3 separate regions of the Homo sapiens genome follow, and regions 1 and 2 are each linked to region 3. Evidence: chromatin contacts called from ENCODE Hi-C data. All regions are on one chromosome and are shown on one strand. Each heading gives the region's core, a stretch centred on a gene start or an enhancer-like site at or near the end of the contact. The rest is flanking DNA. Distances are from core to core; before and after follow the strand shown.

Region 1 (2,910 bases), core at 360-2,859, 970 kb after region 3:
CTGATGCAATTACTCGAGTATATAAACCTCACTGAAAGGCAGGCTTTTCTTGGGAGCTAATAAATAAGCCCCAAAGCCACAACGTGTGTGAGACCTTGAAAAATGGCATCATCATCTATTGGGAATTGTGAACCCTGCAAAAAGCAGCTCGTTGTATTTTCAGAAATAGGTTTTTGTTTAAAAAAAAAATAAAGAACAAAAATCACTAAGTGGAGTCTATATGGAAAAAGCAATCTAGTCTGAGATTCTAAGGCAAGTCTCTTTGCTGCATTCATCTTTCTTCGCAGATTTTATGTAAGAGGCATTATTTGCAGGAAAACAAGACAGGATTTTAAAGAACTCCCCTCTCATCCCGGTTTCCCATCTGCAGTTATAATCCTCTGATGGTGACCTCTGCATTAGTTGCCATGGGTGCTGAGCAGAAGTTTATGACCTCAGGGTGGACTGTAGCTTCAGGGGGGCGAGATGAAGCCTCCGGCAATAAAGAGATAATGGGGAGAAGCCACTGTCAGGAATGACCCTTCGGTGGCATGTAGTCTACAGTTAACGGAGCACTTTCATTTCCACTTCTGGTTGCTTCGAGGAAGAGGGTGCTGGACTCTGGCCACGGGGACACAGGCCGGCAAGAGACTGCAGATTCTTTTTGTCCCTTGGACCTCAGTTTCCTGAGAGGCTGGGCTTGGTGCTCCAAGCGCCCTCTGAGCGAATCTGCCAGAATTTCATGTGTCTTTTCTTTAACTGATGGCATCTTCAGCCCAGAGTCAGTGGAGTCGGCCACTGGTGCCGCTTTCTTGCCCTCGGGCTGTCCAGGTGGTTCCCTGGGGCAGCCGACTCCAGGCCACTGCGGCAGGCCGTGGCGATCGGGGTCCTGCAGAGCTTTACCTCCCCCGCGGAAGCAAAACACGCCGGGCCAAAGAGCCGGGCCAGCCTTCCCGGGATGCAAAAATACAACAGAGGGCGCCGAACTCACCAGCGCTGTGGCCTTGAATATTAATGTACGGGCTGGCTCCAGACCGCCAAGTTCCTTAAAGATGTCTCTGGCGGCCGGGCGCGGTGGCTTACGCCTGTAATCCCAGCACTTTGGGTTGGGGGGGCGGACGGATCATCTGAGGTCGGGAGTTCGAGACCAGCCTGACCAACATGGAGAAACCCCGTCTGTACTAAAAATATAAAATTAGCCTATTTTGCGTGGTGGCGCATGCCTGTAATCCCGGCTACTCGGGAGGCTGAGGCAGGAGACTCTCTTGAACCCGGGAGGCTGAGGCAGGAGACTCTCTTGAACCCGGGAGGCGGAAGTTGCAGTGAGCCGAGATCGCGCCATTGCATTCCAGCCTGGGCAACAAGAGCGAAACTCTGTCTTTAAAAAAAAGAAGTATCTGGCAAGGTGTCACTGCCAGATTTCAGGGGTTTCGATGTGCTTTTATTTGGAATCACCGCAACACACAAGCAGTGTTGACTCGGAGGGGGAGGGGGCAGGGGCCAAACCCACCGCTCGGCGCACACGCCTTGATCTCACATTCCAGACTGGAGCTGATGTGTGTCAGCGCGACATGGGGCGGGGGGAGGGTTCTCCTCGGATGTTTCATTCGCCGTCTGCACGTCACTCCCAAACTTTTCCTCCCAGCGCTCGGGGAGTCAGGTTGACGCGCCCTGGATGCGGGGCTAGAGGCTCGGGGCTGGGCGCGCTCCCGCGGAGCCGGAGCCGCAGAGGCTCCCGGGCTGGACTCAGGCTTCTCAGGTACAAGTTAGGTGCCAGACGCCGAGGTGGGGTCGGCGAGGAGCGGCGGTAGGAGGTCTGGCCCTGGGCTCGGGGCTCCGGCGCCCCTCCGCGGGTTCGGGCCAGGCAGCGCCGGCGGCGGCCGGGGCTGGGCGTAGGGAGTCCGGGCCGGCGGAGGCGGCGCGCAGCCTCACTCCCCGCGGCGCTCCCGGCGCGGTGGTGGCGGTGGCGGTGGCGGCGGCGGCCCAGGCAGACAATGAACTTGCGAGCTCGACGAGCCGAGGCAGGTTTGGGCCCCGGGCTCCTTGGCCCGGCCTCCCCGAGGCTTCAGCGATCCCCAGCGGGAGGAGTCCCTTCGCCATTGGTCCTGGCCGCGCTCCGGGCGCCCTGCGCGCTTGAGGACCCCGCGGGAAGGGTTACCCAGCGGCGACACACGCCCCCTCCCTCGCAGAGAGGACGCGGCCGGAGCGAGGGGACAGGGGACCGAGCAGTGGCGTGGTGGCGCCGTGGATAGCCGGAGGCCGGCGGGGGGCGCAAGCCGCGTGGAACGCACCGGCGGGCTGTCCGGGAGAAGGAGCCCAGTAGTCGGAATCGGGGCGCCCCTGCACCGCCCAGCTCTGGGAGCCGCAGGCGGGGGACCGACCGACGGACAGACCAGTGCTTTCACGGTGTGAGCGCGCGTCGTTTGGCGGTAGGGGACGGGGATTCCCCCCAGCCTTGCGCTCCGCCCCCACACCCCTATCGCACTTTGGGGAAGTTTCCAGGCGCGGCCCGGGGCAGGTAAGTGGGCATCCGCCACTCTCTCCCCGGTTGCGAGCTCGGATGCGCTTCCAGAACCCTGGCTCTAGCCTTGCGGCGGTTCCGGGCGGGGAGGCCAGAGCTCTCCCGCGCCTAAGCCCGTGGGACCCGGTTCAGGGAAGGGGGATGGCGGGGGCGGGCCTGGGAAGAGATAGGGGAGCGGCTGAGCCCCGAGCGGTGTGAACTTTTGCTCCCCGCCCCCTCCTCCTTCCTCCTCCCCGCCCCGCCCCCACTGCTGTCCCCTCCCTGCGCCCCGCCGCGTCTCGGGAGGCGGCGTGACTCGGGAGTTGCCGGCGCTTCCCGGCGGTGGCGGCGTCTCTGGCCGGCCTTGGTGCGGCGAGCCGAGCGAGGCAGCTCTGAGCCGCGCGGTGAGGCCAGAGGCGGGGAGCCGGGGC
Region 2 (2,901 bases), core at 58-2,557, 780 kb after region 3:
GTTTTGCTGGAAAGAGTTGCTGTTGCTTTGTGGGGGCTGCCAGGCTGGTAGAAGCTAGAATGCTGGGGAGCATGTTTTCCACCTGCTGGAGGATGTCTTCTCGAGAATAGAGCTGACCTAGGGGGAAAGCAGAGTGAGGTGGAGGGAGGTGAGCTCTACCCATCACTGGAACACCTGGATCCAGCTGAGCCTGAAGTAGGATCATGGACTTTTCAGCTTCATGAAACAATGTATTTTCTTTTATGTTTGAGGCTGCTGGTTTGGGTTTCTATCTCTTCTGTCCAGTCATTCAGTCTCCACTGAGAGGCCCCATAGCATGGTGGTTAGGGAAGATCTCAGAACCATGGCCAACTCTGCTACTTACTACCTGTGTGACATTTGGCAAGTTATTCCATCTCTCTGTGCCTCGGTTTTGCAGATTTGATGCTCAAATCTGTGAGGGGCCACCCCAGGGGCTCCTCCTCCCTCTCTGTTCATGCTCCTGTCCCTGAGCAGAGCCCTTTCCTTTCGCATGCAGTTCCAGGCTCCTGCGAGGCCTCGAGCGGTTTCTCATTCAGACCCGGTCCCCTCATCCCTCCCATGCCCACCTCTAAAGCTCCCAGTGAAAACAGAGCTACCGTTCCCTTCCTGCAGGGCAGGGGCCAGGGCACAGCCACCCCCGCAGTCACTGCTAACCTGTTGGGGTTGGCGATGACTTTCTGTCCCAGCGACAGCAGTTGCATTAAAAAAATGAAAACTCGTTTTTAGCACCAAAGTAGTGCATAGACATAGTTTTCTGTTTTGAAAAGTTCAAACAGCATAAAAGGATGTAAAAATAGAAAATACAAGTTTCTCACCTCCTGGCCACCCCAGTCTTATTCCCCAGAGATAACCACAGCTCGCAGTTCCCTGAGTATTTTTGCCGTGCCTCGGCAAAACCATGTGGCTCTGTTTGCTTCTTTCAACTGAAAATAGCCTTTGGAGAGCCTTCATATGGGCGCTTCCGGCTCTGCTGCACGGCTCGCTTGTGTGTGTGTGTTTTCCTTTAAAAACTGTGGTAAAATATGCATAACAAAAAAATGTATCACCGTAACCGTTTTTAAGTGTACCGTTCAGTAGTGCTAAGTACATTCACATCATTATGCAACCAATTTCCAGAACTTTTTCATCTTGCAAAACTGAAATTTTATAACTGTGAAACAACAATTTCCCCTTCCCACCTCCTCCCAGCCCTGACAGCCATCATTTTACTTTCTGTCTCTATGAATTTGACTACCCTAGAGAGCTCATATATGTGAAACTATAGAGTATTTGTCTTTTTGTGGTTGTCTTATTTCACTCAGTAGAGTGTCTTCAAGGTTCATCCGTGTTGTAGCATGTGTCAGAGCTTTCTTCCTTTTTTTTCTTTTTTTTTTTTTCTTGAGACGGAGTTTCGCTCTTGTTGCCCAGGCTGGAGTGCAATGGCACGATCTTGGCTCACCACAACCTCTGTCTCCTGGGTTCAAGCGATTCTCCTACCTCAGCCTCCCGAGTAGCTGGGATTACAGGCATGTGCTACTATGCCCAGCTAATTTTATATTTTTAGTAGAGACGGGGTTTCTCCATGTTGGTCAGGCTGGTCTCAAGCTCCCAACCTCAGGTGATCTGCCCACCTCAGTCTCCCACAGTGCTGGGATTACAGGCGTGAGCCACTGTGCCTGGTGCTTTCTTCCTTTTTAGGGCAGAATAATATTGTATTGTTTGGATATGCCACCTTTTGTTTATCTGTTCATCTGCGGGCGAACATGTGGGTTGCTCCCTCCTTTTGGCTATTGTGAATAGTGCTGCTATGAACATGGGTGGACAAGTAGCTCTTCTAGACCCTGCTTTCAATTCTTGGGTGTGTACCTAGAAGTGGAATTGCTGGATCATATGGTAGTTCTATTTTTAATTTTTGGAGGCACTGCCGTACTGTTTTCCATAGTGGCCACGCCGCTTTACATTCCCACCAGCAGTGGACAAGGGTTCTAATTCCTCCACATCCTTGCCAACGCTTGTTATTTTCTGGTTTTTGATAGTAGCTATAATGATGGGCGTGAGGTAGTATCTCATGTGGTTTTGGTTTGCATTTCCTAAATGGCTAGTCTTGTTTTGCGTGTGTTTTAAAAGATATAATTATGAATATTTTCAATACACTCAAAAGTAGAGATAGAGCCGCCACCCAGATTCAACAGTTAGTAAGATTTTTGCCCTATTTCCTTTCTCTGTCTCCTGAATGATTTCATAGCAAGCCCCAGACACAAGGTCTCATTGCCGCAGAATCCAATGAGCATTTCTAAAACCCTGGATATCTCCTTACACGCCAGCATCACTATCAGCCTAAGTGTTTCTTTGGTATCACTAATATCTAGTCCATAATCAAATCTCCCTGATTGTTTTGAAAATGCATTGTTTCAGTTTTCATAGGGGCCTTCTAGAAGATCTGTGTCTGAGCCCAAAGACTCTTAACTCCATCAATCTTTCGCGAGACAGGTGGCGGGGAGGTTGGGAGCACAGGACACACAGTCAGATCAGATTTAAATCCTGGTTCTGTTGTTGATTGGCTGCTAGGTGGCCTTGGCAAGGTACTTATCCTTTTGAGCCTCAGTTTGTTAACCTGTGCAATGGAGAGAGCCACGGCATCCATGGCCCAGAGATTAAATGCGATAGCATGTGACATGCTTAGCACTGCCTTGGGCACATAATGAGTGTGCAAGACTTGGGAGCTGCTCCTGTCGTTACTATGACTTCAGTGTAATTTTCACAAAGTCTCACTCCCACAGAGAGTTTTCAGACATCACGGAAGTCCTGCAGGAAGGAGAGCAGAAGGGGCTCCTATGCCTGCGCCCCCATCACAGTGAGTAGAGGGTGCTCCATTGTCCTGGGGTCGGCCTGTGTCTGGGC
Region 3 (3,066 bases), core at 183-2,682:
AAGCATTGAGTCTCTGGCTCTGCTGGGGTTAGGATTTGGGATGTGGCTTGGTAGAGGGGTGGCTGCCTGTGCCTAGCCATCGCCATGTTAACAGAAGCTGTGATGTAGGGGCTCATAGCTCACATCCCTCAGCCAAGAGCCACTGGTCACTCAGACGTTGTCCTGGGTGTTAGGACATCAGCCTGAGCATTAGAGGGAGTTCACCATCAAGAAGATGACGGCTTTTTTTTTTTGGCTAGAGTGCCATGGCACAATCAGGGCTCACTGTAACCTCTGCCTTCTGGGCTCAAGCGATCCTCCCACCTCAGCCACCTGGGTAGCTGGGATTACAGGCGCATGCCACCAAGCCAGGCTAATTTTTGTATTTTTCTTAGGACAGGGTTTCGCCATGTTGCCCAGGCTGGTCTCAAGCTATCCTAGGCTCAAGCTATCCGCCCACCTCAGCCTCCCAAAGTGTTGGGATTATAGGTGAGAGTCACCACACCCAGCCGATGATGGCATTTTTCTGATAGACTGGAAAGCCAGCTGAATGAAATAGCTAGAAGAGGACAGTGACCCTCAGCTTCTTCATATGGAGCACGAATGGATGTAAATTTAGTGGGATTTCTTTTCCACTGGGGCTGGCCACAAGAGCTGGCAGTGTGCTCCTACAGTGAGTCCCTCCTCTAACTTTACCTCCCACTTTCTCCCTCCGGCCCCCTTAGCTCTCAGCTCAGAGACCCACAAAAACAAATCCTGGGGAGCTGACTGCGCAGGATGTGGACTTGGTATTTCCCTGATACTGGCATTTGTTAGCCGGATCCTGCCTCTTCCCTTCGCCACCTCGCCTTCCCCAAAGCCCCTGCGGGCTTTGCTCTTCCTTCCCTTTATTTTGCTGAAGTTGACAGTCAGGTATGAGCTGCATTAAAATGTTGACTCATCCTTGGGTTGTTTTCAATTTTTTAAAAAGTGCACATTGAGAAAAGCACAGATTCATGTGTGCAGCACAGGAAATCATCACAAAGAGAACAAGGCTCTTGTTGGGGGCATTTGAGTTCAAGCAGAGTGCCCCAGTTGCAAGACTTCCATTTGGATCTGATGATGGCTGGACCTCCCTGGAAAGACTGGAACCTGAAGAGCCCAGTCAAAGAACAGTCTGTCAAGCAGCCCCTCCGCAACCACAGTTTTTGTGCAGAGTGGTTTGGGGAGCCCATGGAATGGGGACAGTACGATGTATTTTCTAGTGGCAAACATTTCATCATCAAGTGAGAGTTTCTTTGCTGGGCATTTCCTGTTCTGTGTGAAACAGTTGTGGTTACCTGTGGGTGTGTTTCAGATAATCATTAGAGCATATTCTCTGCTCGTTAAGCAGTAAAACCAGTGAGGTGGGGAAGCTTGTGAAACTGAAATCCCAAATATGCAAAACTTGGCAAGAAAGTAGAGAAGAGCCAGACCAGCTCTGAGCTAAGTCACCAAACCAGAAAGGTTTCATTCTTTGTCTTTTCTTCCTCTGTCTTTAACCACAAGCCTTGGGCTGAATCCCCACATCTCACTACACAGTCAGGGAAGCAGGGTCAAGGCTGACTGGGGACACTGGCGTGGCGGGAATGGGTGAAGTCTCCTGGGTGGATAGTCACCTCTCTGCCTTTTTTGAAACTAAACTTCTCTGATTTTTATTTCAAGTTGTCCTGAAGAACATGATTCTAAAACAGATTCAGAGCACGCACTCTGACTATAAATAGAACATAAGGCAAACTTGGACAATGGATTGTGGCACTTTTTTTTCATGTACCTGAAATTCTTAGAGTTGGGGCTCTCTTCCCTTGAGAAGTAGAACTGCTATTCTTCGGAGACCGATGGGTGACCTCAGCATTGTCCTCACCAAGAACGCTGTTTCCCCAGGGATTGCACCCCTCCCACCACAGTTATTTTTCTCTGAAGGCCTGAGTTTGGAAGAAGTACTTGCCTGTTCCCGTAATTATGGAAACCGGAAGGTAACTTACCTGTTTGTGCCTGGCCTAATTCAGATTAGAAAAAGATCAATCCATTGTTGTCTAATGGACAGGGGACAAATGATGAAGAAAACAGAAATAGCCCATAAAATGATAGGGATGTCCCGGCTCCCAGGCAAACTCTGGTGAAAACCGAGGAGACTATGGTGTTCCCTGAGGTATTCACCATCTAACTGTCTTCCACACCATATATATAAGCTGTTTATAAATTCTTTGTCCTGGCCAAAAATACAAAACCTACTGGCAGTGATTTATTTTTTTAATGCATTTTAAATAACTGGATTCCTATGTGGAATTGGAGTTGGATAATTAAATTACGATGGCCTCTAAAGTTGGGGTGCGGGGGGTTGAGGGCTTCAGCAGAGAGCACCCCTGGAAGGTGGCACTGCAGCCTGGGGGTGGGGGAAAACCGTGCCTGATGGAGTTGCTGCAGGGGTCCCTACACGGGGTGTCCACCCTTCTTGCCCAGACACCCTGTGGCTTTGAGAATCGCTGTGACATAGCCACGGGAGAGCTGTGTCTGCTTAATGCTTTTGTTTACTTTGGAAGTTTGTCCTACATGAATGAATTCGCAAAACTTACATTCCCCGTAAAGCTGTCACTGAGAGAAAACACAGCAATAACTCAGGTGATGTAGTTAAACCACCATTGAGTTTGCGCCATCCATGAGCTGATAAATCGTACAGCTTCATTTGGTAGGAATCAGCAATTTTATGTGGCAATTAATTTTTACTACTGTAGGGGAGCCAGAGGATGAGCATTTTACTTCGGTTTTGTGTGTGTTGAGAGAAACTTAACGGTTTTGCCACAGCAAGAAAGGATCGTGCATGAGGCCTTTCGCACGAGTCGACGTGTTTGGGTGTTATCCTGGGGTGTCCTTGCCAGCTTTTGTTGGTTCCTCACGTGGGCAGAAGAGTGAATGCTCAGTCCCCATCGGGGTGCCACAGGCCTCATGACGTGTGGGGTAAAACACGTATGTGGCTTGCGGAGAAATAAATTCTCCGTATTTCTTAAGTATGATGTTTTTCCCCACCAGACCGATTCGCCCATGCTGTTTCCACATCAGAGATGAAGA

The links. Hi-C counts contacts between places; a loop is a spot of excess contacts on that map. Pooled maps may share reads with other maps.
Region 1: a map with no recorded cell type shows a loop between it and region 3 (6-fold over the local background). The contact joins the promoter of CHST15 here to the enhancer-like site in region 3. A Hi-C loop is called at or near these places in 1 of 168 maps with a recorded cell type or tissue (GM12878), 11 of 37 single-sample maps with no recorded cell type and 4 of 50 pooled maps.
Region 2: a loop to region 3 is called in a pooled map, with 9 times the contacts of the local background. The contact joins two enhancer-like sites. A Hi-C loop is called at or near these places in 6 of 37 single-sample maps with no recorded cell type and 4 of 50 pooled maps.

The regions. Positions count from the first base shown.
Region 1 is chr10:124,092,297-124,095,206 of GRCh38, reverse strand. CHST15 (carbohydrate sulfotransferase 15) reads left to right here and starts at 1,609. Exons shown (of 8, transcript NM_001270764.2): 1 at 1,609-1,738.
Region 2 is chr10:124,284,082-124,286,982 of GRCh38, reverse strand. No RefSeq gene overlaps it. Among named protein-coding and RNA genes, the nearest start is that of OAT, 130 kb to the left of the region's middle. Within about 2 kb of position 1,307, at least 4 of the 41 ENCODE cell types and tissues checked have a DNase peak (open chromatin) inside an H3K27ac peak, as active enhancers do.
Region 3 is chr10:125,063,242-125,066,307 of GRCh38, reverse strand. The region is part of intron 2 of CTBP2 (C-terminal binding protein 2); the gene reads left to right. Among named protein-coding and RNA genes, the nearest start is that of MIR4296, 32 kb to the right of the region's middle. RefSeq lists an enhancer at 2,728-3,066. Within about 2 kb of position 1,432, at least 15 of the 41 ENCODE cell types and tissues checked have a DNase peak (open chromatin) inside an H3K27ac peak, as active enhancers do.